2 separate regions of the Homo sapiens genome follow, and region 1 is linked to region 2. A link is an interaction called in ENCODE POLR2A ChIA-PET data of the cell type or tissue named here. Cell type or tissue: PC-9. All regions are shown on one strand. Each heading gives the region's core, and the rest is flanking DNA. Links, peaks and the distances in the headings are about the cores only. Region 1 has its middle 28 kb from the start of MIR551B. Region 2 has its middle 19 kb from the start of LINC02082.

Evidence for each region. ChIA-PET counts read pairs that join two places held together with the same protein. Peaks named below come from ENCODE experiments on the same cell type or tissue, not always from the same donor. Only the 100,000 strongest peaks of a DNase experiment are listed, where the experiment ranks them.
Region 1: POLR2A ChIA-PET joins it to region 2 with 35 read pairs; 2 of 35 experiments call an interaction of 5 or more read pairs at or near these places.

The regions. Positions count from the first base shown.
Region 1 is chr3:168,570,959-168,587,820 of GRCh38, forward strand. It overlaps the pseudogene EGFEM1P. Among named protein-coding and RNA genes, the nearest start is that of MIR551B, 28 kb to the left of the region's middle. In PC-9, for the core only: no CTCF peak of the experiment used is centred there; no DNase peak of the experiment used is centred there.
Region 2 is chr3:168,874,561-168,891,422 of GRCh38, forward strand. No RefSeq gene overlaps it. Among named protein-coding and RNA genes, the nearest start is that of LINC02082, 19 kb to the right of the region's middle. In PC-9, for the core only: no CTCF peak of the experiment used is centred there; a DNase peak (open chromatin) is centred at 9,951.

The DNA of each region.
Region 1 (16,862 bases), core at 4,105-12,104, 300 kb before region 2:
GATTGGTAAAGTTTCTAGTTTCATTTTACTATTTATACTGGGCTCTGGTTTGCTTCCATAGGAACCTAAAGCACCGGGACTGTCTCAGTCTAATGGCCTCTCTGTTAGGATTTTTTAAATAGGATTTCAATTTGTATCAGTCTTATGGAGTTCATTCTAATTGTATATATTAACAATTTCAGTACTGGCTGACTTAGCATGAAAATCTGCCAAAGCATTTCCTTGGTTTCAATGAATTCTTGTTCTGCTTGACATTTGGTTAGCAGTTTTATAAAATTAGTTTCTTCATTAGGTTCTAGGAATTCTTACCCAGTACAATGGTATGATCAGATTTTTAGAAATTTCATACAATTTCGAGAACACATACTACTCACACATCTATACAAATATAACGCAAAGTTTAGTATCACTTATTAGTTGACAATGCTTTTCGTATAGTTTAATATACCAAGTAAGCCCAACTAGTTAACACCTCTCTTTTTATAAGGAGAGAGACAAATCTCTTTGAGAAGTTCCAAGGGCTTATTGGGAAAATCCCAAAGTTAATTTGAGATCAAGAAGAGAATTTAAAATTTTATTTGAAGGAGTTTGTCAAAAATATCAAAGCTTTAAACATTTGATTAAAATAGCATTACAGGTTACTATGAAATAATAGTCATTTATTTAACCAGTGATAATTAAATATTTCAAAGGCAATCACAGGAAGTTTCATAGTTATAGGATAAACCTTAAGTTTTTAATAGAGACAACACTAAGCACAGGAAATCATCTTGATAAACCCCAGAATCTTTGTTTTCTAGGCCAATTACTTAAAAGATAAAGAAAAAATTCTCACAATTTCCTATTAAGAGCAGATCAGTACTCCAAAAACTTGTTTTAGCACAGGAGACCAAATTCTAATTTTGCATCAGTGTCCTTTTTATATTAATGCTCAATTTTTAGAAAACTCATCAATAGTTTCTTTCTACTATTATAGCCAGCTTGATCACACATAAAATTCCTTTCAAAAGATTACACTTTCAGAAAATTTCTGCAGCCTTCTTATATCCCTTCATACTTTTTTTCTATAATTTTGTTATTTAGTTATTTGTTATTTGTTCTATACTTTTTCTCTTTCTCATTTTAGAACAACCAGTGAATCTAATTTAGGACAAAAAAATACTCTTGTTTTCTCTTAACAAAAACACATCTTCCAAACCTCATAGCCTCACTTACCAAAAACATATCTCACTTTCCTCACATGTAGAGTTGTTTCCCTTATATTGTTTCTAATTTTAATGACCATACCTGTTGATTAGAATTTGTAACTCTTAGTAATGTTAATTTATAGTGAAAACCCAGGAAGTAAAGCAATTTTGAATTTTCATATATGAACATTTTATGAATATACATTTTATAATTTCTAAAAATATGTGCTTCCTCCTAGAACAATTTTTCATGTTTGCTAACAGACTGAAATATATTTAACTTTTCTATATCATAAAAAAACAAGATGCTGAAAATTATATACTTAAAACTTGTTCAGCAATTACTGTTTCAGTATTTTAACTTACTTCGAAATGACTCAGACATTTCACAAATATCCATTACTTAATTTAACATAATATACTTCAAAATTTCAAATTTCTGAAAAAGATTTTTTAAACCATGATTGGTTTATTGAAAAACTTTGACCAGGTGCGGTGGCTCATGCCTGTAATCCCAGCACTTTGGGAGACCGAGGTGGGTGGATCACCTGAGGTCAGGAGTTCAAGACCAGCCTGGCCAACATGGTGAAACACCATCTCTACCGAAAGTACAAAATGTAGCTGGGTGTGGTGGCACATGCCTATAATCCCAGCTACTTGGGTAGACTGAGGCAGGAGAATCATGTGAACCCAGGAGGCGGTGGTTGCAGTGAGCCGAGGTCATATGACTGCACTTCAGCCTGGGCAACAGAATGAGACTCTGTCTCAAAAAAAAAAAAAAAAAAACTTTGATGCCACATTCACGTAATGTACTTGTTCTTAACAATTATGCTTACATTGCTCATTAAACAAAGCTAGCCTTTGAAGGATTTAGTAAAATATCACCCCAAAATTTATATATTGGTTTACATATTTTTGGTATATTGATTACTTTCTAGTGCTGAAAGCACTTGAAAACAGCAAAATGCATAGGCTTTCTGAGTGCCCTCCATTTGCCTAAAGAGATCCTACAAAAGGAACTAAATTGCTATTAATTGTCCAAAGATTAACTTTTATCACAGAAGAGGAGGTTAGAGGTCCACCACAGCCAAACAGACCTTATCACAAACCATCATCTATTCTTCTAAGGGCCCATTCATCTTTTCAAAAATCATTTAATCTGAGGATATCTTTTTGCTTCACCCCTGACCATCGTATCCATTCTAGCAGCAGAGTTGAGGCAAGGAACAGTCCTGTCCCAGCACATATGCTAACTTGTGTGGTTTAGCTAATTTCCAAGAAGGACATCTCCAAAAGTGAGGGAGGTTCATCAGATAATCTCCAAGATCTAATACTCTGTTTTCTTCTCTCTCCCCAGGCATCCTTTTTTTCCCTTTTGCTGTTCTGTGTGTGTGGGATCTACAGCTCTGTTGTGTTAAAGTAGAAACTTTAGACAAATTAAATCTAACAGTTTAACTGAGCAAGGAACAATCCATGAAGTACATAGCCCTAAGAATCAGAAGAGGTTCAGAAAGCTCCACTCCACAATGTGGACAGAAAATGGAAGTTAAATACAGAAACAGCTTGATTGGTTGGGATTTGCATTTGTCTCACTTGGCCGTGGCCTGATTGGTTGGCCACCTGTGATTGACTGAAGCTTGGCTACTGTGATTGGCTGAGACTCAGCTATTTATTTTAAAAGCATACTGCTGTGTAGTGAGCTGAGATCACGCCACTGCACTCCAGCCTGGGTGACAGAGTGAGACTCCATTCTCAAAAAAAAAAAAAAAAAAAAAGTATACTGCTGCGTTAGACTTCCAGTTAATTTCTGTACTAAGTTAGGTTGCAGTTTGTTACGTGTGGGCTCAAATATGGGTGTGTCTTCAGTCCAAATTTAGTTTAACACTTGGTAAGGTTTTAAGTAATCCCTTGGTTTTTAGCCTCATATCGCACCTCAATCATCCACACTCTCTGATTCTACAAGGACCAAATCTTTTTATGTTTTTGTCAGGCAACTTGGCTTTTTTCTGGCCTTTCCCCCTTCTATGTCCATTCTGAGTTTTGACTTCTACTTCTCTTTAACATTTTCTCTATCTGTTCAAAAGAATTTCCGAAATTGTAATGAGAGCTGCCATTCAGAGCCTTCAGAGATGATCCTTTCCCTATTCCCTCTTTCTCTCTTTTTATTTTTTGAGACAGAGTTTCCCTCTGTCGCCCAGGCTACAACCTCTGCCTCCTGGGTTCAAGCGATTCTCTCACTTCAGCCTCCCAAGTAGCTGAGGCTACAGGTGTGTGCCACCATGCCCAGCTAATTTTTGTATTTTTAGTAGAGATGGGGTTTCATCATGTTGGCCAGGCTGGTCTCAAACTCCTGACCTCAAGTGATCTGCCTGCCTTGGCCTCCCAAAGTTCTGGGATTACCTGCATGAGCCATTCTTTTTTTTGTGGTAAGTTTTATTATCATTATTATACCATTCCAATGATTTCAGCACTATTTCTGGACACAAATGAGATAAATACATGCAGGGCTACACTATGTTGTAACCTTGGGAAAGTAAGCTGGGGGTGGAGATTGTTGATAAGTCAGAGTGAAAGACAGATAATATAAATAGAATGTTCCAAAGGAGGTGCAGATCCGGAGGGGCTCATAAATTGCTGGAGGAAGGTCATCAAAAGAGGAAGGGAGAGTTATGATGAACCACCATAGAATAAACATATAGACTTTTTGCACTGTGGAAGTAGATTTGAGAAGGTAAAGTCATTTATTAACTCAACAAATATTTACTGAGTGCCTATTATGTGTAAACTCTACCCTGGCTGCTGATGTTCTGATGACCAATAGGTACAACTTCTGTCTTTTGTCTGCTCATGACATTGAAGTAAAGTCAGAGACTACTCAAACAAAGAAACCCACCAACAAACAGATAGAAGTACAACACAGTAAGTGCTGAAGACAAGGCAGCAGAAGTTAGAAACAGCTAATTGACCACATTGAAAGAGAAAATCATGTACCACATATTCTGGTTAATATATTGTAGAGTGGATATCAACTATTTTTAAACGAATCAGGGGGTTGAAAAATACTCATTGGAATATGGTTTCTATGATACATCCAATCTAAGATTAATATGAGATACATAATTCCAAGAATCATGTTTTGGGTATCCCATTATTAGAAATATGAGATGCAGAGCTTTAGAAAAGAGTTAGTTATGGTTAGGATTTATTCCATGGGAAAGACAGTAAACAAGAGGCATGAAGTATAATTATGCACCAACTGTAACAGCTTAAGGCATGGCCAGTGCTCTGTGTTGGGATGAACTTTAATGTAAAGGTACCTTATAGGGGTTGGGGGCCCAGGTGCTCTTTGATTTAGAGGAACACATATTTCTCAAAGGGTAGACTCTCCTGAAATATTCACAAATAGATCATAACTGCTTATATCTAGGCTTTGAAATAATGGGGTTTTGCCTATCTGTAGACAGGATGTTCTGGGAGGAAGATAGCAGCATTAACCTCAGGATTTCTCTACCTCTTACCATACCATTATTAACATACGCAATCTCCTTTATCCTGTAATTGGAAAGAGACCACAGAGCACCATAACCATGTCTCCCATCCTCTTCAAATTCTTTCCAGTGGTCAGGAGGATGAAGCCATGAAATAGAAAACATTTACTTCCAGGCACTGCCTTTATTCAATTTTAATAAGAAATTGTTACCAGGCACGCCATGCTGGTATTAATTTCAAATTAAAACTTAGACTATGTATGACCTCTTTAAACAGCTATTTTCCAATTCGTTTATTTTGGCTGTAATTATGACTGATTGCTCAATTCTTACTGGAATAGCTATGTGTAGTTTCATTTTAGTTGAAGCTTTTACAGTAATAACTGGGGAATATTTTCTACATAAATGTATAAGATACCTGTTTTTTACCTTATAGTTAAAAGATGACAGACTTGAACATCTGATGTACTTCTCCTTACTGCATTGTAAAATTAATTTGTCTTTTCATGTGGCTACATCTAGGCAGTTTCAACAATTTGAACTTTGTTTTATATAAGAAATAAAGGAAAATAATCAGCCATGAAGTAGTTAATTTATTGATATTTTATGTATGTGTGTGTGTCTATACATACACAGTCACATATATAAACATGCTCAGAAGTCAGAATAAAAGTATTCCTTGATAAGACATTAAAATACAAAGCCATATCGAGGTGTGCATCACATCCCCATTTAAAAAAATCAGACCCCTGCATTTTCTTTTGCACATTGATACTAGAAAAAGAACTTCATTGATTGTTTTTATTATGTTAAAAGTCTCAGCCTTTCTTCTTGACACTGTATTCTATTTAAGCCCATCCTTTGTCATCCCAAAGAAATCCATTTTAAATATTGTTTTGGAAGCTAGATTTCTGATGCATTCTACTTCTACTAGACCTTATTTTTGTGTGTGTGATGTACTGCACAAAATTGTCTATTGATATGAAGCAGGCGTTGGAACGATTTTTCAGCTTTGATCACTAGAATGAATCGATTTTTAACAAACCCTCGGTGTGGCAGCAGTTGCTGATGTTGTGTGTCTAACAACTTCATTGAAGGGCTGCATTTGATTTGCTATTGCTAAGTGCTGTCTTTCAATGAGCTTGTCTGTGAAGACTTCCTCAACTAACTGAAGGTCGTTTATCAGGTTAGAAAATGCTGTTAAATGTTATTTACTGATTAAAATATAATTATAGGCAGTCTCCATTACACAGAATCATCAATTTGCCATTAGTGCTACTTGGTGTAAGCTTTAAAAATGCTAATGAAACTGAAAACTAGCTTTCCAGCTGAACATGCTGATTACACTAAAAAGGTATTTGTTCACTTTGAATGTGCAAGGTTAGTGACAAAATCCACTGTGGTGTTACTTTTTTCTTAGTGCTTACTATTTTTTGTGTTCAGCCAGTAGACTAGATTATAAGGCATTGTTGTCTTCACAGAAGAACCATGCAATCAAAAGTCTCCAAAACTGTGAGCATTCTAACAACTGGAAACATGAAATTATAACACCACTGACTATTTATGTCCCATATGTGAGCTACACCATGGGGCAATATGCTAAGGTAAAGAAATAATTGTTGTCACTGGATTCCCGAAAATAGCAATATAATTGCTTGATCTGCAATGAGATTGTCAGTCCTTCCTCTTTTAATCCTTATTTGATTTCTACAGCCACTTAACAAGCCAAACTGTGTAAAATGTCAATAAAGACAAAGTCTTTATTTTTTTAAGAATTCTCATTAATATTACTGAAAGCTTATTCATCAAACTATTTTACTCCATTATCATAATCTGTTAGGAAGTAGGAAGTAATGCATTAGGAGACTTATGTGTATAAGTAGTGTGAGTGTATATATGTAATATTAACTCTTTGAAGCATGGAGTTTGTTTTTCTAAAACAAAGTTTTTAGCCTAGTTTTTAGGTATCTTAGCATTGTCCTTTTCTTGTTGGATTCCACTAAGAATTTAATGTCCTTTAAATATATTGACAGCATGACCCAAGAATATTCATGATTTCCTCTTCCCTTTTAAAATATAAACTTTAACTTTTTTCACTAATCTAGAGATTTTCATTTTGACCCAAGACTGACAATTTTAAGAGGATTTTTGACAGCTGTGACTGTCAAGAACAGAACAGGATAAATGATTAAACTGGGTAAATCCAAAAAACCAACTGCCCATAGCAAAAAATATATGTGTGTGTGTATATATATATATATATATATATATATACACACACACATATATATTTATTTCTGGTTTTTAGAAATAAATATGTCAAACGAATATAATTGTATTTGTCCTGAGCCCCCTTTCCTGAGAGGATTGAGTTCTAACTGCTTATCAGCCATTGTTCACTGCCATGCAAGGATTTAGAAGAGAGAGGAAACAAACATTCTATAGTTTCATAGGCATTGATCCGTATAAAAATTTACTCTCCCATTAAAATAGTTTAAATTACTAAAAAGAAACTAAGATCATAGTGAACTTTGAGTTTTATTTTACAGTCAAATTATGAATGGGAATCAGATAATGGCATTTATTTATTTATTTATTTATTTATTTATTTATTTATTTGAGACAGAGTTTCACTCTTGTCTCTCAGGCTAGAGTACAGTGGCGCGATCTCTGCTCACTGCAACCTCCGCCTCCCAGGTACAAGCGATTCTCCTGCTTCAGCCTCCGGAGTAGCTGGGATTACAAGCATGCGTCACCAAGCCCAACTAATTTTGTATTTTTAGTAGAGATGGGGTTTCTCCATATTGGGCAGGCTGGTCTTGAACTCCCAAGCTCAGGTGATCCTCCTGCCTTGGCCTCCCAAAGTGCTGGGATTACAGGCATGAGCCATTGCACCTGGCCTAATGGCAATTTCTTTTTTCTTTTTTTTTTCCTTTTTTTTTTTTTTTTTTTTTGAGACGGAATCTCGCTCATTGCCCAGGCTGGAGTGCAGTGGCTCGATCTCGGCTCACTGCAAGCTCTGCCTCCTGGGTTCACGCCATTCTCCTGCCTCAGCCTCCCAAGTAGCTGGGACTACAGGCGCCTGCCACTGTGCCCAGCTAATGTTTTTTTATTTTTATTTTTATTTTCGTATTTTTAGTAGAGATGGGGTTTCACCGTGTTAGCCAGGATGGTCTCGAATTCCTGACCTCAAGTGATCCACCCATCTCGGCCTCCCAAAGTGCTGAGATTACAGGCATGAGCCACCATGCCTAGCTGGTAGTCTCTTTTTTATTCACCAAATCACAGATGCTTATTGATTTACCACTTACCACTTTTATCACATCTTAGTCTAAAATTAGACACTTCCTTTAAGTTTTTTATTTCCCTTTATTCTTCTTTGGGAGAGGAAAAATAGTTTGTCCCAATTGTCACATGTTTGAAGACTATCTTTTCTTGAATAATTTTCTCAGAAAACACAGAAAATTTCCATCACTCCTTTAAAATGGCAATTATATCTTACTCTCTGAAGACTTGTTAGAATAAAAGATTCCTGACAGCTGATTAGGAAAGTGACATATATTTTACTTCCTTTCAGATGAAACCTTCTAAAAATGTATTTACTTACCAGGGGCAGTGACAGCCTGTCTGGCAAAAATAATTGATATCCTTTCTGGTTATTGTAGAAGGGGAACAATGAAACAAGAAAGACCTTGCTCCTATCTTCAGAGATGAATAAACTGGAAGAAACTCATTGTCATTAAATTAAAATTTTCTTTTAGGTACATCTGGCCGTTGACACATTCTTGTATAATGTTAGTAACTCTGCCTCATCAGGCTTGGTGTAGTATTTTCAAAACATGCATATTCTGCCTTTGAGATAAGGTAAAAAATATCTGAAATATCTGGAAGTCAGGAAGTTTATATATTACCATATACCCCTGAAATATCATAGAAGTTAAATATAGTTTGACTTCAATAATCAGATTAATATATACAAGAGTCTTTTGAAAGGATGTTCACTTTTGAATAAAATTTGAGCTGGAATGCTGGTTCTAGTATTCATAAGCTAAATGATCATAAGGAAGTTACTCCTTTTGAATTTTTACTTTTGACATATGTAAAATAGATAAGGCTATAGTGCTTCCTTTTCTGTAGTCACGCATAAGAAATTTTATAAATATTATTAATTATGATGGGGTAGCCTTAAATGTGGTTTCGATACTTATCTTTACAAAACGCAAGAATAAAAACAGCAACTTCTAAGAAAGGATCTCTCTCTTCTGCTTTAAGAAACAAATTAAACCTGCTTGTTACTAGTATATTAATGATTTATTTTTAAAGGGCTACAGCCAAAGATGTTACAATTGTTCTTTTAAGCACCATTATTTTCAGAGAAATATTTACATTAATTTTTAAAGATGTTGCTGTAAACCCCCCTTTTTTCTTAGCACTTTAACCCCATCTAGATCAAACTATTATCTGCAGATGTATTGATGTATATGCTTTCTTGGCTTTTGGACTGCCATCACAACTCAGCGTTTCTCATTTATAACTTGGTACAGAGAGGTTATTCATTAATCTAGAACTATAACTAATTCATGGCAAACTTGGGAACCAGGATCTGAGCTACTACTCTGCCAAATTCCATATTTTTAAGCATTATAGAATATCCTTATTTTTATAGTAAAACATTCTACTATACATAAATCAGTATGTGGCTGATGCCACAGAACACAGTCATGGGGCATCTGTAGAAGTCATGCTTTGTTGACCTAATGGAATCTCTGTCTTCAGAGAAGTAAAAACTTGGTTGTTTCTGTAGGTTATAAAGTTCCAAGCCATTGCTTGCCACCTGAGAGCATTAATTCCATTATATTGGTTGTTTCCATAGTTAAGGAGTGGCTTGTTAGAGTGCTAACTGTCTATGTCTCTTCCCCAGGCCATTAGGTAATAAATTGGATATAATATATAATTTTTAAGTTTTTTCAATAATGAAAGATATTATGTAAAATTCTCTGCACTCAAATGATCTTCAGCCATCTCATATAATCTCATTTTCTGACCTGTGAAAACTACAAAAGCTCCCAGGTTTTTAGAAGAGACTCCATTTTGCCACTAGGCTTGTCACTTCTCTCCTTTTAGAATGTTTGACTTTGGGAACTCATAAATAGGCTTTTTTTACTTGCTTAGATGAATGTTTTATTAAATTTGACCTTGAGTCCTTTAACTTCTAAATAGCAGTCTAATTTTTAATGACTCTTGAGAGATCAATAGCTTTTCTAAAATTTTATATTGTTATGCTAATAACTTTTCCATGTGTATTCTTTATAATCTTGATGGTTAATATTATAAATCATAAATTTATTAAAACATTAAATACTGACATTGATTTTTAAGATCCAATGGATTAGAATTTCATATTTTTCAGCATATTATAACATAAAATACATTGCTATATTTTGTCACTTACTTTGCATTATTGTTTGTCTCATTATGAAATTTAGTACTGTTTGTCTCATTTGTGAATTGAGGTAACTGAAGTGAGGAGGTTGACCTGACCAATGAAAGGTCCTATAACTAGTTAGTGAAAAAACAAAGCAAATATGTGTTAGAATGCCATCTCCACTGTTAAATACTGACAGTAATACATAGTTCCTATTAACAGGGTAATTTGTATCTAGTAGATCAAGTTTTATTCCTTGACAATTATGCCCTTTATTGTTTCCTGATAACATAAAAGGTTCATGCTGCTGATGAATTTTGCAAATAGTATCTGTCCAGTGTACCGAATTTTCAGATTTAGAATCTGCCCCATAGCAGTTACAAGCATTCTGTGCTACTACATGAAAAAAGTGTGAATGAGTATTTCTTGAACAATAACAGATTTCAGTTGAAATGTTAGATGAATATACACAAAACAATTCCATTTAATCACTTAGACTAGAGCAAATTCTAAAGCATCCATTATATTCCCAGTCAAAATTCGCTACGTTATTTTATTTCTCCTTTGGGAGAACAATGTAATTTCCATCATTGCAGATTCTCAAAATAAATTATAGTTGAAAAAGCCACAGAGTTTCCAACCAAACTTTCACCAGCCTATTGCATCCCCCTTGTTTTGGTGGAGAATCAAAGAAGGGAAACTGTATTTCCAGTGGAGAAGCCACAATAAAGCCTTTATGTAGAAGCCAAAGTTAAAATGATGCCAACAGGCAGATGGAAACCAAGTCTGAATGAGGAAATTCTGAGCCAGGCATCTTGCTGTGGCTGTAATGTAGCCCGGTTGTGCCCTGATTTCTCTGTCCTTATTACTGGGATTGCAGTTACTTATGAATTGAATTCCCACGTAGTTATCTTGCTGTTATTGTAAAATGCCACATGATATTTTGTGCTAAGTCAATAAATGCCTCATGCCAACACTGTGTTTATTTTGGGTTTGTAATCTCTGTGCTTTTACCCTTTTTCTGACATTTTCCAAGTCTCTCTCTGCAAATCAGCTGGCCATGAAGCAGAGCTTCCTTTCAGCAATTGACAGTCTGCTGCTGCAGACCTAACCACCAATTCACACCCCAGGGGACTATCCACCCCAGGAAGAGATTTGCTCTCAGTCCTCTGACACCTCAGTTAGTTTAAAAATTACTCCTAGAATTTAGACTTCTTGCAGGTAATTCTTAGAGAAACATAAAAAGAAATTGGTTGTTTGAAGTGTAGGTTTAAAAATAAAGAAAAGCAATAAAGCAGGATCATTTGAATTGGAAAAATATAGGAGATTTCAAAGAGGTCATTGGATACATTTTTTAATTCATTGACTTTCAAACACTTTTGAGCATGATCCACAATATGAAATACAGTTTACAGTGTTACTTATTATATATCCATATATACATGATAATTGAAACCAGTTTTATCAAACAATACTTACCTAGTATTATATAGGATTGTCAAAGTATAATATTAAAAAGTTAAAATATTCTTATAGGTGATGCTTATGCTTCAACTTGACTGGATTAAGGGATGCCTAGGTAGCTGGTGAAACATTGTGTCTGGGTCTGTCTGTAAGGGTGCTTCTGGAAGAGATTAGCATTTGAATCAGTAGACTACTCACTAGATTCAAGAATATTTGCTCTCACCAGTGTAGGCAGGCATTATTCAGCCAATCCATTGAGGGAACAGGTAAAACAAAAAGGCAGAGAAAGGGTTTATTCTCTCCCTTTCTCTCTCTTCTTCAGTTGGAAGATTCATCTTCTCCTGCCTTTGGACACCAGAGCTCTTAGTTCTCAGGCCTTTGGACTCTGGGACTTACACCAGTGCCCCCACCACTTCCCCTGCACTCCTTCATTCTCAAGCCTTTAGCCTTGAAGGTGAATTACACTATTGGCTTTTCTGATTCTCCAGCGTGTAGACAACATATTACGGGATTTCTCAGGCTCCATAATCTCATCAGTCAATTCTCATTATAAATATCCTCTTCTCATACCTATATGTATTCTATTAGTCATATTTCTCTAGAAAACCCTGACTAATACATCATAGAAAAGTAAAATGAGCACATCCAGAATTTTATTTAACTTACTAATAAGACATCCAATAGGATTTTAAGATTATAAGATTATTTGAAGTGCTAGATGTTTATGAACAATTTAATGAAAAGATATTAAGATTACTAGGTTAGATAGAAAACTGATTAATGTACTAAAGGACAATTAACCATAAAATTTAGTGTTATCTATTTACTGGACAGAAATAATTTGCATCTATACTTAATAAAAATGTATAATTTAACATGCATTTTTACTAAATCTTGGATTCTTTATTAGTAGTGAGTCAAACTAAGTTCATTTCCCTGAATAATTCTTGGTTGTAACAATAATGGGCCATATGAGCCAGTAATGCCCATGGGTGATATAGAAAGATATACTGCCCAACTTTTTAACTTCTTTCTTCCAAATTTGACTAATTTTTTAAATAGAATGTGTTCCAATATTTTCTATTACAGTCTGTTGTATTCGGGTCTATTTCATTTTTCAAAATACTGGTACAGCTCACTAAATTATCTTCATAAGCCGTAGTAGGTTATGACCCAACTTAAATGATACTACAATATAAAAATATCATGACTGCAAATACTGCCTAAGAGAGGCAAGTTTTTTTCTCCATGTTAAGAATAAAAAATTAACAAGAAAAAAGAGAAGGGTGGGGAGGGAGAAAGAGGAGAAGCAAGGAGAGAAGAGAGCCCCAGCAATCTATCTTCAGGGATGTCAGCATTTTTTAAAGTGATAAGACTTTTTATAAAAGTCACATTTCTTTTCCCTCACAGAGCACAAATTTTGTTTACGTTGCAACTGAGGCTCTTTTTCTCCTATTTAGAGGGGAATTTAGACAATTTGTAGAGATTTGCAGCTGTGAGAGAAGATTTTTTTAGAACTACTATTTCATTATACAGGTTAGCAAACTGACTTAAAAGTAAGATGACCTGCTTCAACACCCAGAAATTCCATAGGGAAGTCCCTGCGTGTAACTATGTATGAGGAGAACAGTCCCTGGACTCAGGAAGGTGTGGGCCTCAGTTGTGAGTGAGTCACCAGATAGGAAACTTCAGGCAAAGCCATTATATTTCTGGTCTGAATTACCACATCTCTAAAATGGGACAAAAGCCATTATTAAGATTAAAAGATGAACTATACATGAATGTCCTTGTAAAACTGAAAATGTAGTTTTAATTATTTCCGAGATTTTTATCCAGTGCACGTTTTCCCATCCCTGGATATCCTGTAATACATAAAATATAGATGATGGACTATTTGCATATACTTAGAGTCATTGAGATCATATGTACAAGGTCTAGGCAAGTCTAGTTAGTTTTATAAGTACATTCTCTGTTCTACATACAGGTCCATATTTAAATATACAAAGATGTGATAGCTATTATTACTAATAGATCATCACTGTAAAATGCTCTAAAATTTCCAAGTTAAAAAGCACCATTCTGATAAAATGTACTATTATTATATAAGGCTTTCAACCTGTGGAGCTTCTAATTATGCTTTTCATGCATAAAAAATGCAACTGGAAAAACTGATAAATGGCCAACAGCTACTTCCCTGCTGATTACACAAAATTTCATTATGGTAGAACATTTAAGAATTTAATTCTGAGCTCTCTCAGGAATAGTCTGTAAAATGTTTTGCTTAGGTCTCTTTTTAAGCACAGAATCTCAGCTGAAATAAAAGGTGTATTGAGCCTTTGCCATAAGCAAAGTTAAGTCATTAAGTCAGAAAAGATGAGTTTGAAAATGACAGGTAAAGACAGAAGCAATAAATATCACCAAAACATGCCCAAATGTTTTCTTCTCTCATTTTTAGAGTGACAATAGTTATTGAGGTAGAAATGAGGTCGTTTTACTGCAAAGATTACTCTCCTGATTCCTAATTAATATTTTTTTTAATTTCCCATAAATATTAGGAAAAATATTCTAGACATATTTGTGCCTTTTACAAAGTGCTTTAGGAAGTTGCTGTAATGGGCTTCTTTAGTATTGTGTTTTTCAGTGTCTTCTTTCACTCCTTCCATCTTCTCTGATTCTCCTGTTTACATAAAAGAAAAGAGAATATTTAAGTCCTAATGTGTCTATAGTACTTGAAGCTTCAACATTGGGCAGATGCCATTTTCCTGTTTTTTAACTGGAAAAGCAGGTCCCAGACAGATAGCCTTGGGATCTCTATGGGAATGTGGAGGCTGCATCTGAGAACCAGCAACAGTGGAGCCTAGGCTAGTATACCACAGAGTATTTATCCCTAGCTTTGAAGCATGAATCCAAAATGTTTATATGCCATTAGAATATCAGAAATCTTCATTTGGTTTCTCCATTGTGTTACTTGAGTGTACACCATTTTCTATGTCACTTCCTGTTGCTATGTTCTGGACATCTTATTCTCTTCCTTTCCAAGAATGTAGGAGAAAGATCAGTTACTTGATTTATACCTGAAAAACTGTCTTCTTTTACTCCTACTGAGATATTCTGACCCTTTGCTGCTAACCCATTCTCAGTCACACTCCTGCTTTCCTCTCTACCTGATGTTCCAGCCACAGAACACACCACACACTTTCCTTCCTGTGTAAATGCAAAGCATTTGGTGTAGGGAAGATCACAGGGTTAGAATCAGCTTAACCTGTGCTTGAGTCCTGTTGCTTACCAGCTGGATAACCTTCACAAGTTTACCATTTCTTGTAGCCTCAGCTTTCTGCTCTGTAAGAGAGATGAAACCTCACAGGACTTGTGGAAATGAGTGACTACTACCTGCAAGATTCATGCTGCTCAAGAGCCCCCTTTGCAGGGCTTTTGAGAAACGTGCTTCCCTATGACCAGTGCTCCTGGATTTTACACATCCTTTCCTGTCTCTTCTCTTCTTTTTTTCTATTAAATTAATATCCTGTAGTTGGAAAATTCTATTCAGAGTTTGGGAGAAAAAAAAAGATGAAGAAGGATAAAGTGAAGTGGTAGGAGACTGAGGAAATTTAAACATTCATAATTTTTGTCCTGCTTCATAAATACATAGTAGCTGTATGGTTACTTTTACCTATAATGTCCTCTTTACCCGTCATTTCCTACAACCACAAATAGCACCATTCTAGTCCCATTGAAAGCCTAATCTATATTTTATATCTTTATTAAAATTTTGTTTACCATAACTGGAAGTAACATCTCTGTCCCCAAACTTCATGGAGTTTTCTTTTTTAAAATTTCACTTTATTTCATTTTCTAACATTGACAGATAAAACTGTATGTATTTATTATATAAAGCATGATGTTTTGAAATATATACACATTGTAGAATGACTAAACCTAGCTAACTATGTATTATGCACGTAGTTATCATTTTCGTGATGAGAACACTTTACCTCTATTCTCTTAGAATTTTAAAGAATATAGTACCGTATTAACAATAGTCACCATGTTGTGCAATTAATCCCTTGAACTTATTCCTCCTGTCTAACTAAAATTTTGTATCCTACAACCAACATCTCCCCAGCCTGCCACCCACCTCACCCCTCCCCCTAACCCTTGGTAACCATCATTCTACTCTCTACATCTACGAGGTCAAATTTTTTAGATTCCACATATGAGTGAGATCATGAAGTATTTGTTTTTCTGTGCTTGGTTTATTTCACTTAACATAATATCCTCCAGGTTCATCCATGTTGTTGCAAATGACAGAATTTCTGTTTTAAGGCCGAATAGTATTCCACTGTGTATATGTACCACATTTTCCTTATTCATTCATTGATGGACACTTCAGTTGATTTCCTATCTTGGCTATTATGAATAGTGCTACAATGAACATAAGAGTGCAGATATCTCTTTGGCAGACTGATTTCATTTCATTTGGATATATACCCAGCAGGAACTGCTGGATCATATGATAATATGATAATTGTATTTTTAATTTTTTGAGAAACTTCCATACAGGTTTCCATAATGGTTTCAAATACATTTTCACCAACAATATGTGAGAGTTTCATTTTCTCCACATTCTTGTCAAAACTTATCTTTTGTCTTTTGATAATAGTCATTTTAACAGGTGTGAGGTGATAACTTACTGTGGTTTTGATTTCTATTTCTCTGATGATTGGCAATGTTAAGCATATTTTCATATACCTCCTGGTTATTTGTATGTCTTCTTTGGAGAAATGTCTATTCAGGACCCTTGCCCATTTTTTAATGAAGTTACTTGTTTTCTTTCTGTAGAGTTGTTTGAGTTCCTGATAGATTTTAGATATTAACCACTTATTAGTTGTATAATTTGAAAAAAATGTATTCCATTATTTGGGTTGTCTCTTTATTAATTGTTTCCTTGGCTATACAGAAGCATTTTAGTTTGAGGTAATTATTTTTGTTTGTTTTTACGTTTGTTGCCTGTGCTTTTGGGGTCATATACAAAAAGTCATTGCCCAGACCAATGTCATAGAGTTTTCTCCCTATATTTTCTTCAAGTAGTTTTGTAGTATCAGGTCTTACTATTACGTCTTTAATCCATTTTGAGTGGATTTTTGTCTCTGCTGTGAGATAAGGGCCTAATTTCATTCTTCTGCATGTGGATATCCAGTTTCCCCAACACTGTTTATTGAAAAGACTGTCCTTTCCCTACTGTGTGTTCTCATGTCCTTTATAAAAAATCAGTTGAGTGTAAATGCATGGATTTATTTC
Region 2 (16,862 bases), core at 5,066-13,065:
TAAATCCTGTCCTCTAGCCATGAAGCAAATGTAATTATCACTTTGAATAAAACACTTTACTTATTTACACTGTTTCTTCTGACTGGTGAATTTCTATTCACTCTTCTAGCCCCAATTCTAATGCTACCATGTAAGGACACCCTGATTCCCTCCTGATGGTGTTGACTATTATTTAGGATGCTTTCATCCTTTTTACAAGTCTCTGTTAGTAGCACTTGTCAGATTGTTCTGTGTTAATTTTTCACGTATCTTCCTGAATCAGTCTATTGACACAGAGTGTCTCTCTCTTGCTGGGGGCTGGAGTGCAATGGCACGATCTCAGCTCACTGCAACCTCCACCTCCCAGGTTCCAGTGATTCCCCTGCCTCAGCGCCCCCGAGTAGCTGGGATTACAGGTGCCCACCACCATGCCCAGCTAATCTTTGTATTTTTAGCAGAGACAGGGTTTCGCCATGTTGGCCAGACTGATCTCGAACTCCTTATCTCAGGTGATCCACCATCTCAGCCTCCCAAAGTGCTGGGATTACAGATGTGAGCCACCGCGCCCAGCCACAACACTAATTTTATTCAATTTTATGTCATCAGCGTCAAGCACAGGACCGTGATCCATAGTAAATATTGAATAATTGTTTAATAAGCAAATGAACATGTAAACACACCATACAGGGAGCCAGTGTTCTGTCTTTTTATAGAGCAAGCTTTTTACACAATTATGTATATTGTACTAGAGAAGTTTGCCTGCTTGCCTGCCTGCCTCCCTTCTTTTCTTTCTTTTTTCTTTCCTTTCTCTATCCTCCAAGCATTGATTGAGTGCCTTCAGTATTTTAGGTTCTATGTAAGGTGTCAGATGCATTGAGAAAACTAAAACGTTGCCTCCCTCCTAGAAGTGTTCTCAATTTTAATGTGAAGGAAAACAGTAAAGTAATAATAAACTTTGGGTACCAATAGTTTCACAGGAACCCCCTCCATGGTTGTAATTGAACTGTTGAGTTGTCCTCTGCTCTCTAAAGGTCAACTTTTGAGATGAGCTTTGAGAGCAAATGGAGACCTCCTTATAGTGCCTTGATACATTAGCATGTGCAAAAACCATTGATAGAACCAATGTCTCAGTTGTTTCTGGAGAATAGTATCTGATGTTGAGGATAAAAAGTGCATTGTCCTGAAGGTCCACATGCCTGGGTTCTAGTTCTAGCTTTGCTACTAATTAGCTATGCCCTTGATTCAGTGATTCAATCTATTGCATATCTTATATCTGTAGATTGAGGGTGCTGGTCTAGACTCCAGATCAATGAATCTCAACTAACAGTTAAATTACAGGATTCAAAAACATGTATACATTAAATTTATATTTGACATAAATATACATTTATATTTATAGCTAATAAAAATAATTATCTATTGGACATTATTTATTGGATGACTAATTAGGAAACATAATTTTATATGTATGTGTGTGTATATATATATAAAACTGTTTCCTAATTAGCCATCTAGTATATATAGTGTATGTGTATATATATATACACACACACACACACACACAGTGTGTATGTATCTATAGTGTATAGCATATAGTGTGTATATATGTAGGTATGTATATATAGTGGATAGTGTATGTGTGTGTATATATATATATACACACACACAGAGACACATATATATGTATATATGTACAATTTCCACCAAAGAGTCACTAAGTTAGAATCACCCAGGGGAGGCCAGGCCATGCATTTTTAGCAAAAAGCTTGCCAGTGATTCCGAGAGACACTGGCCTGAGCTAAATCTATTTTCCATGATATCATGATATATTTGAGGTCTCTGGGCCTCTACTTCTGTCTGTCTGGCAGGCCCCCACCCTCATGGAGCTGTGGAGACTCTCATCCCACTCCAGTCTTTCTCCTTTAATAGGCTGTGAGAACTAGGAACATTGTTTCAAGAAACAATCAGATCAGTAGCTGACATCATAGGTCTTCCTGAAAGAAAGGAAAGAGATGCAGAGCAGAGATAAGACCAAAAAAGTCCCCAAATGCACATGGGCTGCTGGTAATCACAGCTAGCACTGAGGCTATCTGCAACTTCTTGAACTTTAAGAGGGACCCAGTCATTCTGGTGTCCTGACTCCCAAGTATTTATTCTCTGACTGAGGCATAAAGATCCGGGTGAGCTAATGCATCAACCGATGAAAAATGAACAATTAAAACAATGAAGTTGTCGGTTCTTTTACCAGATTGCAAATAAATAACCTGCCTGTCAGACTGGCTGCTCTGCTGGACCATTAGTTTAATACAAAGACATTCTGAGGAACGGGTGGATGACAGCTGATCTATCACCCCAGTGGTTCCAGGCCTTTGATAAAGACCTGAGCAAAAAATGCTGTCATAAACCACAAAAGGTCAATCCCAATTTGTGGGAAGCAAAGTATTAAATGAAATTTGAATACACCCCTCTGCCCATCATGAAAGCCATAGGCTTTTTTTTTTTTTTTTAACCGGCAGGGTGTTGGATAGTTCTTTTAACAAACCGAAACACTTTTCTTTCTGCATATGCTTATTTAGCTTGTTAGAGACATTGTGCTGGTATATATGGCCATGGAGTTTGTAATTGCCACAGTGGAGGGAATGTGATCTTAGACTCCACAATGTATCTTCTTGCCAGGCTGAACAGGGTCTTACTACAAGGTGGTAGTAAGACATTCCATGCCATGGCAAATACTAAAACAGTCCTAATTTAACAAAAAGTCAATTCATTGCACTTTCTTATATGTGCTATGTCTATATGCCATCGCATAAAATATTTGCCAGCTAGAAATATTGTTCATTGGCAATATTAGATAAAGCCATATATAAAATAATTCAATAAGGATATATTATTGAAATTCTCTAGTTAATATCTCATTTGTCTTTAAATTTGATGGAAAAGTAATCACCTTTCAGAAGTCACCTTGAAGAAAATAATTATTATTTCTCAGAAGCATAAAATACAATTATAAAATTTACCCTACAGTTTACAACTAGGCAAGGTGCAATATTTATGAAGATTAACTAATTTCTTTCTCTAGTTGACTTTGTCTCAACTTGAATCTTAGCAAAGCTGATCCTCAATTTTTATCGAAAATCAATGAAATTACTGAGAAGTCAACAAATCAAAACAATAAATTTTCCCCTTCCAATTTTTTGGGGTATTTACCTATATTTAGGTTATATCTTCATAGTCAAAATGTTTATGTTCTACCTAAGTCAAAACAGCACTATCTATTTATTCGTATTTTTTAGTACATTAACTGATTAATTCAGAGTAAAATGTACCTTTAATATGGAGAAATACCTTAAATCTATACAGATGCTATCAGTAGAGGTTTTGTGGTCATTTAGTTGCCCAGAATGATTTTAACTAGGAAGAAGTATCAGCTACATTACTTCAAACTGGTTTGACCAGTTCTTCCTGTGGCCTGGATGGCTAATTAGGAAACGAGATGAATAAGAAATTAATGTAAAGCTTTTCAGGCTGATTTTCCTACCCAGCAAGTTAAACCACAGCTTTGCCTGTTATCTGCCTTTGTGATCTCTTCAAGGTTATATAATACTGTACCTCTCACTTCCTAAGAAGAAGCCCTGAGAGACTGGAAAAAGCTCAGAGCTCATTTCTGAGAGTAACCTGGTTCTGTTCCTGGTTTTGTCACTTATTGGCCAAGTCATTCATGCAAGTGATTTAGTGTTTGCTTATCATATTATATGCACAATAGCAACTGCTTAAAGAAAACTTCATGCAAAAGGCACATGCTGTTATCTAGATAGTGGGGTGCCCTTAAAGTCTTTTCTTAAAAAAACAGGGCAGTAATGTTATACAGACCACTAAAGGAAGCAAGTAGTTTCTGGTCTACAGACTTCTACTGTGATCTACAGTTAGTCCTTCGTTTCTCTAAGTTTTACCTTGGGAAGTTTTTCTTTTTAATTCACAGGTCTTCTTTCTGAGTTTCCTTTTTCATATCTCTGGAAGTCTCAAGCTGCTTTCAAAATGTTTATTGGCTCCTGACCTTATCCCAAGAATCTTAAGTCCTTTTCAACGTGACATTGTATTAAAACTTTTCTTTTGCATCCATTAACTAAGTAAAATTTTAAAAATAATTGGTCATAATTTGTCCATGTATTTTTATGTCACATAGTTTTTAAAAATATCATATTTGTATTCATGTCTATAAAGAGTTGTACATCAGGCTATTGTTAAGAACACTACCCACATGATAACATGGTCTGTAAGAGATGAGTCAGAAGCTACTTAAAATAGTTGAGAATACAGAGGTCATGGCAGGCTGAATAATGGCCCCTCAAGATGCCCATGTCCTAATTCCTGGAATATGAATACATTACCTTACACAGCAAAAGGGACTTTGCAGATGTGATCAAGTTAAGCATCGTGAAATGGGGAGATTTTCCTAGATTATTTGAGTAGGCCCAATGTGATTATGAAAGTTTTTATAAGGAGATCAGAGAAGAGAGAAGCTAAGCTGCTGGCTTCGAAGATGGAGAAAGATGTCACAAGCTAAGGAATGTAGGTGGCTTCTAGACACTGGAAAAAGCAAGAAAATCTATTCTCCCCTCAAGCCTCCAGAAGGAACATAGTCCTCCCCAATAACCTGATTTACATTTCTGACCTTCAGCATCATGAGATAATACATTTATATTGTTTAAAGACACTAAATTGTAAATGCATATTAGTGGTAATTTACTGCAGCAGCCATAGGACACTGACACAGAAATGTTTATAAGAAATCACCACTAAAGAAATTATTCATGCAACCAAACACCATCTGTTCCCCAAAAACCTATTGAAATAAAAAACAAAATAATAAAAAAAAAAATATTGCCACTAAACATGGGAATTTCTGCAGGTGTATATCTGATAATATGCCAAAATATTATCATAATTATAATTCATTCTGCTTTTTGATAGAACATCACTATACTTCGTGTATATTCTGTAGAGTTTTGCTTAATCTGAACCTGCTGAAAAAATGTCGTCATTTGATTAATAAATTTTCTCTAATGTTGAAAGAATAAAAATAATTTAAGAAGACCCAAAAAAATGTTTATAACAATCTAACACGCATATATACCTTTGCCAATGTATCCTTAAGAATCATGTCAGTAACTCCTATGTACCCAGTGTTTTCCCTGTGGAATTGTTTTCTCCTCCCTACTCTTTCTTCCTCTTCTTCCCCTTATCTCTATGTATACTTTTTTTTTTTTTTTTTTTTTTTTTTTTTTTTTGAGATGGAGTCTCCCTCTGTCACCCAGGCTGGAGTGCAGTGATGCAATCTCGGCTCACTGCAAGCTCCACCTCCCAGGTTCATGCCATTCTCCTGCTTCAGCTTCCAGAGTAGCTGGGACTACAGGCGCCCGCCACCACGCTTGGCTAATTTTTTGTATTTTTAGTAGAGACGGGGTTTCACCGTGTTAGCCAGGATGGTCTTGATCTCCTGACCTCGTGATCCCCCCGCCTCAGCCCCTCAAAGTGCTGGGATTACAGGCGTGAGCCACCGTGCCCGGCCCATCTCTATGTGTACTTTTACACTCTATCTAGTGTTTTGGATGTCAGTGAAGTAGTGATCTCCTCAGAGAGAATATCTGGAACTAAACACCTCCATCCCACCCCTGCCAGTCTAAATTGGGGTCCCTGATACTATTTTCCTCACAGCAGCCTGCACCTTTGTCACTTGTTTAAATTAGCTATTAATTTGAATGATTATTTAATCGTGTTTCTTTTCACTATTACAAGTTTCAAGGTACAAGAATCATGCCTGGTTTTGCTCACTGTTGTGAACCTGGCACACAGTAGGTATTCAGAGAATATTTCTTGGCTGAATGAAAAGATTCAGAATTCTTCATTTCTTGTAAGATTGACTGAAACTGTGTACTACAATGTAGTCCATCTAGAAGCATGAGACAATAAACTAACAAGAGTGATTGTTTTTGTTACTTACCATCTCTTGCAGAGAACATGAAGCCATCAGGCTTTGATCTCCTCTGAAGTCTCAAAGTCATTAGTATTTAGTTGGGTAATAATTGATGGACAATTTTCATGATGACTATCTAATATAAGAAATACTGTATTCTCAAAAATTATTTTTGGGTAACATTCAGAATGTTTTTTCTTGCTTTTATGTCTTTATTTTCATTTTCATTTTATTGCTTTGCAAAACAAATTGTAAATTCCTTCAGTAAGGTTTGAAAATCCACTTGAGAACTGACTGTAATAACCCTAAGAGGTCAAATTGCTCAAGAGTAAATTATTCCTATATTCTACAACTTTGATTCCTCTATATTTCAACTCAAAGCTAAAGATGTGCCTGGGCTCCTTTTGGTATGGAGAAGTGATTAACATGTGTGACTAGTTTCATAAAGCCCCAGACATTGGGAATTAATGAGAATATGGATAAATTTTATTTACATGTGTTTCTGAAACTTTACATCAAATAATTTCAATGTTCGTTTTTAAGAAATAATTTTCTCTGAATAGCAGATACATGTAAAGATGTTCTTCAAATGTTAAACAATTTTTCTCAATAATTTTGCTGATGTTTTCTATGTTGCTTGTCCAGCACCTTTGTTGAACAGTTGATTCTGATTTTTAATTATAAAGGTTTTCATGGAAAGGAAATAAATTTTGCTGAGGCACTATGAGATTCCTATACGTTACTATTTCAACTGTGTTACTCCTCATAAAAATCTGTAAGATAGATTCTATTAATCTCACTTTATAGAATAGAAAACTGAGGGTCTTAGAGCTCAAATAACTTTAATACCAGAGATCAGGTCAATGGCAGTGTTGGGCCTGCCTAACCCAAAGTTCCTGTAATTTCCTTTGGACCACACTATCTTTACTGGATACTTTCAGACCAGCACAATTTACATGACATCCCTCTCTCTCTCAAAGCACACCAGCCCAAACGTCCCTTCCTTCAAAGCCCTATGCCACTGGGCTCCATACCTCAAGTTGGGGAATGGCTAAATAGATTGGAATACTAGCATTTATTACACAAACCCTATTGTGTTCAGCACAGCCACTTTCACTTTTCAGTATAATTAGTCTCCTCAGAGCTCAGTGTTTTGTGGGCATATTTGCTATGGGAAGATCAAGTTTTATGCTCATGTATCCTGTGGCAAAAACAGATCTTCCCAATGATGGGATGAATTTGTAATAACTTTAGCTCTTGGTTTCTAAAGCTTTCAGAAGCCTCTAATGAAACATATTTCTATTTTTTTAATTATTGTTTACTGGCCTTTCATGTTAGAAACCTCCCATGAGGTAGTTCCTTTCATCAAGTCACAGTGGAATGTAGCTGATGCCCTCATGTGTTTAATGACAATGAGACAGAGGAAGTAAGAACATCACGTGCATCCACTCCCAGCTACCTCGGAAATAGCATGGTCAGTTCTCTTGTTAGCCACTTATCAACCAAACTTTCCAGACAGTAAAGCCACGTGGTGTACTTTTTGGTGTATCTGGCAAGTTCAGGATGAATACTTTATTGATAAATATTTGAACAATTAGTGACTCTTAGATAAAAAGATGTCTAGACTTAACAGCAGACTATAAAAATAACTGTTCAGATACTGAGTCAGAGTCCACCTAATGCTCTTATATTTGTGCATGTTCCAATCAAGTATTGGAGAAAAAAAGAGAATTTTTTTTTCCTTAATCACCCTGTGTTTCATCTATCACTTTGTTTTTAATGCTAAGCAAGCAACCGATGGAGTTTCTACACCACTGTTACTTTTACTTAAAGCTGTGAGATTAAATATCATTAAGGATAGTGGATGCTAAGAATACAAGAGACACCATAGGCATACAAGATCAGTAAACAAAAACATGGATGCAGTGAACAAAACAATAACGTTAATTCTTTCATGTACTCCTGATGCTAAGCGCCAAGGTAATAAGATGGTTGGTCTAATGATTATTATTCAATTTTAGGTCTGTGGGACCTAAATACCAACTTGGCTGATTTGTTTCACTGATTTTGTTTGAATTCTCATGAAGACACAACCATGAAACTCAAAATGTCTACTTAACTTCATTTTATTGCTGAAAAATACCCAGAAACCCTTTTTTTTTTGTCATGACGTTATTTAAAAACTGGAGGGAAGCTTTCATTGCACAGTCTGTAAAAAGAAAACAGCAGAACCCAGCAGAGTGGCTGACAGGTGACACAAATACAATGCATGCTAATGTGCAAAGAGAAACAACCTTGCGAGTTTAAACTGGCTGCACTAGAAAAAAAAAAAACTTTATCCAGATATGTGGTCCCTCATGAATTATACTATTATTTTAGTTGATTTTACCTGACATTACCGTATGATTTTTTTCTGTGACAAGAAAATTGCAACCGGCCCTTGACGGTCGGTCACAAATTGACTGAACAAAACAAAATCAAACAGTGAAGTAATCCCCAAATAAATTTAATGAAACCTAAATCCCAAAGGGCAGCACACTTCTGTAGGCAATGGTCTTATTTAATAAATTTTTCTCTGCTTTCACTTTTAGAGCTATATTTACGCAGACAAATTTAATTCATTGGGCTTACATTTCCTCTTCCCCTTAGTTTGTCCACCAGGCACATATAGAAAGGACTGTAACCAGGTATGTCAGTGTTCAGCCAAGAATGAGGACTGTCACCCAGTCACAGGGAGATGCACCTGTCTGCCTGGCTACCATGTAAACCACTGTCTTCTCCATGTGTGTGTTCTGTGCTCAGCTATAATTTATTGAGGAGGCACTGGTAGGGTGGGTCATCACTCAGAATACCAAAGGGCAAATGTTAATTCAAGCTTCTAATTCACAGCAAATTCTGTTAGAATTTATATTTGAATAATTGAAAACATATACTTTTTTTGTAACTCATTCTTCTATTTTGCCTTTTCTATTCAAAATATCCCCAAGTTCTTCACAAATATCCAACATGAAAAGAGATAAAAACGAGAAAGAAAAAATGAGAAAACATAGACTTATTATTATAAATCAACATACAACAAACTACTATATATTTCAAGTAATTCGCAAAGTAAGTTAATTCCAGGGTCTGCTTAGGAACAATTAAATTAAGCAAATTGTTATTCTGGAATGAAAATGATGACTAGCTTAAATGACCAAATGCCAGTTGGCTCCTTATTGTGTAATAAAAAAGAATAGTCCCTAGACCAAACACCTTACATTGATTTTTTAAAGGATATTTTAACATTGAAAATGGTTATAGAAGAATGCACAAAAAAAGTCCCAAGGAGCTTGTTAAAATGTTCAGCCAGCTACTTATTTTTTAAGCTTGTAATTATTTATAATGTACTTTTTATAGATTTAATTTTTCCCCCAACTTGGCAACTGCTGCTCTCTTTCCTCCCTAGTCATTCCTATAGCAGATTCCTTTTACTTTCCTAATTCTACAAGGATATGAATAATTTGGGGATTTTTCTCCTCGAACCAAAAATATAGACTCCTGGTCAAGCTATTGATTTTAGTTTTTTATAAGCCGTTGAATATATATTTTGAATATTACTTCCCTATTTTTTCCTAATGTTAAACATTACCAGCTAAAAACACAATTAAACATGTATGAAAATGGTTTCAATTACTGATTGCTTGGGATCTATAACCACTGAAGTTATTCAAACTTAAAATGAAGAACTAAAATATAAAATTAATCAATTTCTGTTCGTTTTTGGTTATGGCAAATTTCAAGCATCCTTGTATTGCAAGAAGGAAAGTTATTTCCTACATTTGATTCAAATGTCTCAGAAAGAATTTCTTCTTTATATCAAGGATGTTTTGTCTTAATAAAATAATATCAAGTTACATGTAACTGGGTTGCACTTTTATTTCAGAAGGCAAGCTACCTTTAGTTGAAAGAGGTAGCTTTACCTCATAAAAAGTGAGGCTGGCTGAGTCAGGGAACTGCTCTCTGACTAGTCAAATTGGCTTATTTCCAGGCAACACGTGGTTGGATGTGGCTGCAAGGATTCCTTGGCAACATCCACTATAATTACAGGACTATGAAAAAAGATTCAAGAAAATATCCATAAAAGGTGTAGCTGGCTTAAAAACAAAACTTTCAGCAGCCAAGAACAACTGGGCTTTCATGTTCTCAACTTCAGAATGGAGAATCAAAATTTTCTCTCAGCAGAGGTCAGAGGAAGCAGACAAACTTACAGTAGAATCTCATCACTTTTCATAATTCAGAGGATAGATGGGTCAGTCCTAACTTGTGGATAGCATGTAGGAAAAACAACAATTCCTGTTAGATGTAAACTCATAGTGCTATGTATTTTATGACCAATAAGAGGTTTTAAAGTGACCACAGACCCTGGAAACCTTTTATTTCTCCAACCCGTATGCAATACATGTTATTTACAGTCACTCTCTTTGAGGATATTTAAGGCATTAGAGTCCTCTATAACTATGGTCACTTCTTTTAACAGTATTCATAAGAACACCCCCACACTTGGTATAGAATGCTTTGAGAAGCATGGGCCACACAGTAGTCACCAGTGCCAAGAGAAAGATATCAAGACACTCACAGAAGTTGAGTTTTAATGCTATTGCTCATAGCAATAAAAATTCAGACAGACCAAATGTCAGTATCTCCTTTTAAGAATAAAGCCAAACAGCATAACAATGGCTGGTGTATCTGAGTAACCTGATCAAATACTAAGAAAACAGACTCTGTGGAAAACAGATTCATGCTTTTCATTTCTTGAGAGCTACGTGTGTCAGGATGCAGTCATAGCCTTGTTTAAGTTTCTAATGATAGTACCAAAGGCCGCTCACATAATAATAGTATACAGTAGCAGAGGGGCTTGGCATTTAACCTTTAATATTTAAATAAATCAGAACTGTAAATTCCCATCCAAGCTTCTTCTTGGAATGAGAATTCAAGAGAAGGGGATGTGCAAGGATGGGAAAAGATAGTCACCTTATAATGGAAAATAACTAAACACAACTTGCCAGAAATACAAAATTTCCAGGGAGAAATAATTGTAAAGGATAGAGGAAAGGCCAAGTAAAGATCAAAATGGATTTAGGAAATGAGGGAAGGGACGAGCCAAATAAAATCATTGTGTCCTGGGTGTGCGTTTTCTTGTTAAATTTAGCGAACATTTGAGCAAGTGCTGTGTGCATGATTCCAGAATCCAAACTTCACTTAGCACAGAATTGGATAGGGAAGTGAAATTGTCAATAAAATAATTTACTCTTGGAAAAAAAATGTCATTGGCACATCTATAAACACATATCATACTCTTGATACAAATTTAATGAGTTTTGGGACTAAGAGGTTAGCACAGATACTGTTTTTCAAACAGATGGCTCACTCATTAGTAGGTTAATTTCATCAAGTTCAGTTTCCCAATTTCAAAAGTATAATTAAGTTGAAGGCTAAAAATCAGATGATGTTCAAGTATATACACATATATATACATATATATACACACACACACATATATATACATATATATACACACACACATATATACATATATACACACACACATATATATACATATATACACACACACATATATATACATATATATACACACACATATATACATATATACACACACACATATATACATATATACACACACACATATATATACATATATATACACACACACATATATATACATATACACACACACATATATACATATATACACACACACATATATATACATATATATACACACACATATATACATATATACACACACACATATATACATATATATACACACACATATATATACATATATACACACACATATATATACATATATATACACACATATATATACATATATATACACACACACACATATATATACATATATACACACACACGTATATATACATATATATACACACACGTATATATACATATATATACACACACACATATATATATACATATATACACACACACACGTATATATACATATATATATGAAGAAAGAACAACAAAGGGTGATTCTATCAAATATAAAACCATCATTAAGAAAGTTTGGAAAATAGGTTCATATCAGAGGAAAATTATGTTTTCTAAGTAACTGATTCACATGAAAATTATCTCAAAATCTAGACCTTCACCTATATCAGTTACTTAAATTCCTCAATTACACAAGCTGTTTTTTCCTTTCAACTGAGATACTGATTCTTTGATACTTGTAATTATATCTACAGCGTAACATTTCCCTCCATTACAACACAAGTTTCACTCTTTGTTGTGTTGCTCCTTTCCTTACTTGCATAGAAATTCATGTTATCTTTCCTTTCACAGTAATATCACTGCAGAGTTTTCTATACCAGCCAACTCTTACTAATTTTACCTCCTTTTTTGAAAGCAACATGCCAGCAGTGCACATCAGACCTTAAAGTTTCAATTGCCATATTTTCAGCTTGTTTCATGCATTTTTCTCTAATCTCAAGCAACCAAATGTTCTTTTTCAGCATCACATTTATTTTACTATATTAGTAACTTAATAAAAACTGTAAATACTTACATTCTCAAAACTGACCCAAATGGATGTGAAAGAAGCATTTTATATATTGGTGAATGGTAGAAGAGAAGGTGATGGAGACTTTTTTAAAAAATCACTAATTTTGTTTTTAGGTACACTCACTGACTTTGTTTTTAGTACACTCAAATTGTTATAAGTGAGAGAGAAAAAGAACTACTTGGGAGGACTAAAAAAAATGCTGTGCACAAAAAAAAAAGGGCAATTAGCTATGAAAACTGACATCCCTTGATGGGAGGAAATGACAGGAGAGAATATGAAGTAAACCCATTGTTTTTCACAGAAAGCAATAAAGAAATACAACAGCTGTACAGATGAATAACCTTTGGTATGAACAGTTTTAAAGTGTTTGCTTCCCATCTCCATAATGGAGAATTTCATTTTTAACTGGAATGAAAAGGGAGGAAAGAAGCAGCCACTCTTTGAGTCTATAAGCAAATCTGAGACTCAAGATGCGAATTTTGAATTTGGAGATAGGATATACATGGGGATTGTAAAATTTTGAATCTCAACAAAAACCATTCCTTGGCCATTATTTATCTCTTACACAGTATCATCACAGTAGGCTGTACCTCCCTGGATATGAAAGTAAAAAATTGAAAAACTGACATAAAATGAAGAGGCATCCTCTATATCTGGTTTCTTTTTGAATTCTTACATGTATTAAACCCAGATAATTCCAGACAAGACAAGCTATAGCACTTAAATATTTAAAATAATGAACTTTTCTAGGTTGAAATTAGATAGCCTTGTTCAGTGAATTGTCTCCTAAGCACTTTTAAAAAGTAGGTAGATTCCCAAGGAAGCACAAAGTTAAGTCATACCTTATTAATGGGCAGCATCAAATACTAACAATTATCTGTATCGTCTCATATCCTCAGATAACTCCATGCCTTGAATCAACAGCTTGAAAGTGATTGAAAATACCAGTAGAAATTGGAATGTTGAGTTAACCACATGTCTACTGGTGTGAATTTAAACATTGGTTGCTGTAAGTTACAATACCACATATGGTTTTGTTCTCCTTTAACAGGATACCCGAAAGGCACGTATAGTCCATATTGCCAAAAGATGTGTAAGTGACTAACTGTGGCATCTGTGACGCCATGATTGGCACCTGTATCTTCTCTCCTGGCTTCACTGGGGCTGACTGAAGTCAAATTAAGTTATTCTTACCTTTTATGGAGTGGATATGCTGATCATTCCAAGGCCCAATACTGTTAGCAAAAGTACTAAAGCTGAGAGCTGGCATTTTTAAGAACTGTAATTAAAGAGTAAATGTTGTTGCAATTATTTTACTTCCTAATTTACAGTACTAACAGCAAACACAAACTGACCTAAACTCTAGGTTGAAGAATATTTATGTAGGAGTTTGGTTGAGAGCTACAGTCAGTGAAAGTAGCCAAAGAGATCTTTTTGGTGATAACCCCCCTTGCCCCAGGAACGCTAGACTCAAGTCAGTATTAGAAATTATGTTTGCCAAGATCAGAGCAGACTTAAGATTCCTGTGTTCACAATGTCAAACTCATTGTCTAAAGTTCCACAATTTCATTTATGCTCAGCAATTTCCTAGCTCAAAAGTAAGTGGTTTCCCTGCTCATCAAAAAGTAAACAGTTTCCTGAAAGCCAAAGACCTTAAATTAACTACTTATCACAAAAACAACTATTGACATAAAGTTTAAGGCACTGGATTGAAGAGCCCTTACAAATGCACAGGCTTAGACACTCTGAGGATATGACTACCAAGTATATTTTGTTTTTGTTTTTTTTTTCAGATCTGCCATTTTAAAAATATTTATATAGTTTTGCTTAACCCAAATAACTCAACCCATAGTCATACACTCTGACTCCTCTGACCCTTCAGGTGACAGTTAGTCAGAATGAAACACTCACATATGAAGCCACGATTATGATAATTTCTAGGGAGGATAAAAGAGGCAATGAGCAGGAGAGTGCATTGTGGGGAAGTCAGTTCTGGCAATACTGTATTTTTGACATGGGTGTTACGAATGAGGATGTTCACTTTGTCATCATCCATTGAACTGCACATTTGTGTTTTTGTGCTTTATTCTGTAATCTTATTAATTAAAAAAGTACCTCCAATAGGCCGGACGCTGTGGCTCACGCCTGTAATCCCAGCACTTTGGGAGGCCGAGGCAGGCAGATCACGAGGTCAGGAGATCGAAACCATCCTGGCTAACATGGTGAAACCCTGTCTCTACTAAAAATACAAAATTTAGCCAGGCGTGGTGGCGGGCACCTGTAGTTCCAGCTACTCGGGAGGCTGAGGCAGAAGAATGGCATGAACCTGGGTGGTGGAACTTGTAGTGAGCCGAGATCGCGCCACTGCACTCCAGCCTGGGCAACACAGCGAGACTCCGTCTCAAAAAAAAAAAAAAAAGTACCTCCAACAGATCTTAAAATAAAGATGGAAGTACTGCCTTAACACACACCTCAACATAAGTAAACTAGATTGTGAAATACCTTCATTTGAGATTCCTTCATTTGGATGAAGGATAGCTAAATTTGTCACTAGACAGGGTACTACACTGTTATGTGTTAAAGACACCCAAAATGCTTATGTTTCCTGGTCAGTCAGTTGCTTTGTCTGCTTTGGAGGAGGGTAATTTTTCTGTTAAAGTGCCCTGCAGGCCTCAGTGCTCTGCTGTATTGAGAATAAAAGACAAGACAAAACCTGGCTCCAGGTAGCAGACAACTGACACCTAGTGGATAGTGCCTCCTGAGGCCTCAATTGGCAAGTTATCTTTCAATTAAGGCCAACCTATAAAGGCCAACCTATAAACAGTTCTTAAGCAAGGTTCTGTCTGGTTCCTTTGTATTTATTCTTCAAAGAGAGTAAGTGGAAGAAATGTCCTTCTGCCAAAGCATTTTCAAAGCTGTGGTTTCTCTGAACATTGCGGGTACTTTGGTCTTAAGAAAGTTGTGATCTTGTACCTGAGCACTTTCCATTTGCTTTGACAGCTTAGTAGGGTAGAGCCAAATTTGCAACCCACCTCTTAAATGTTCCAAAAAATATGATATTTATTTTATATTATTACCACATTTTCCCTTTATGTGATTCTCAACAGATATTTATTTTGTCTTTGTGTATTTATATATATTTTGGTAAGCATCTGAATGAATTTGTGGAATGAAGTTGCAAAAAACCACCAAACAAATTAATAAATACAAATATATAAATGAATATTTGAAGATATGAGCATAATGAATCTTATATTTATATATAGGAACTTTAGCTAAAATTCTAGAATGGGCTTTAAGAGAACATACTCAAGAATATTATAAATATATATTTGTTGTATATATTATACATACATATATAACATAATATATGTACACATAATATTCCTACATGTGTTATATAACATATATGTACACATGATATACCTACATATACTATATAACATAATATATGTAATATACATACACATGCATATGTGTGTAATATATACATATGCATACATATATAGAGAGACACACACACACACGCACACACTCTTACACTTGCTAAGACAGAGACACATGGCAAAGCAAAACAATCCAAATTGGGAACAGTTGAGGTCCTTAATTTGTAAGAGACATTTATATTATATGTAAGTTTTTGACACTAGATATTTAGTTGAAAATTCCTAACGCCAACTAAAATGGCTCTATGTAAGCAACAATTTAAACAGTCCCTTGTTTTTCTTTGTTTATTTCTAAGTAACTTTTCACATTGAAAATCAAACTAAAAGCAAGTCAGTAAAACCTATTTGATTAAATGAAAATGTCATGTATTTCACAAGTTTTAAAAAATCTTGTCTGGCAAAATGTTTAATAAGAAAAATCTGGTTTTGTTTTGCTCTGTTTTATTTTGCTCTTACTTGCAGCTTGTCCTGAAGATCACTATGGGCAGAACTGTGTTCAATGGCGTTCCTGTGGCTCAGGACAGTGTGACCCAGTGACTGGAGTGTGTCAGTGTCCACCTGGCCGAATGGGAACCAGGTGTCAGGAAGGTAACAATGGGCAGGGTCACCTTCTCTGTCCAAGCACTAAATTAGCTATGCTGCGAAAGCAGATTTGGTGCCAACGAAGATAATTATATGGACAATATTTACAAGAATGTTTTCTGTTAGTGTGGCTTTCAAATAACATGAAAGTACATGCTCCCGAGCCGGGCGCGGTGACTCACGCCTGTAATCCCAGCACTTTGGGAGGCCGAGGAGGGCGGATCACGAGGTCAGGAGATCGAGACCATCCTGGCTAAGACAGTGAAACCCCGCCTCTACTAAAAAT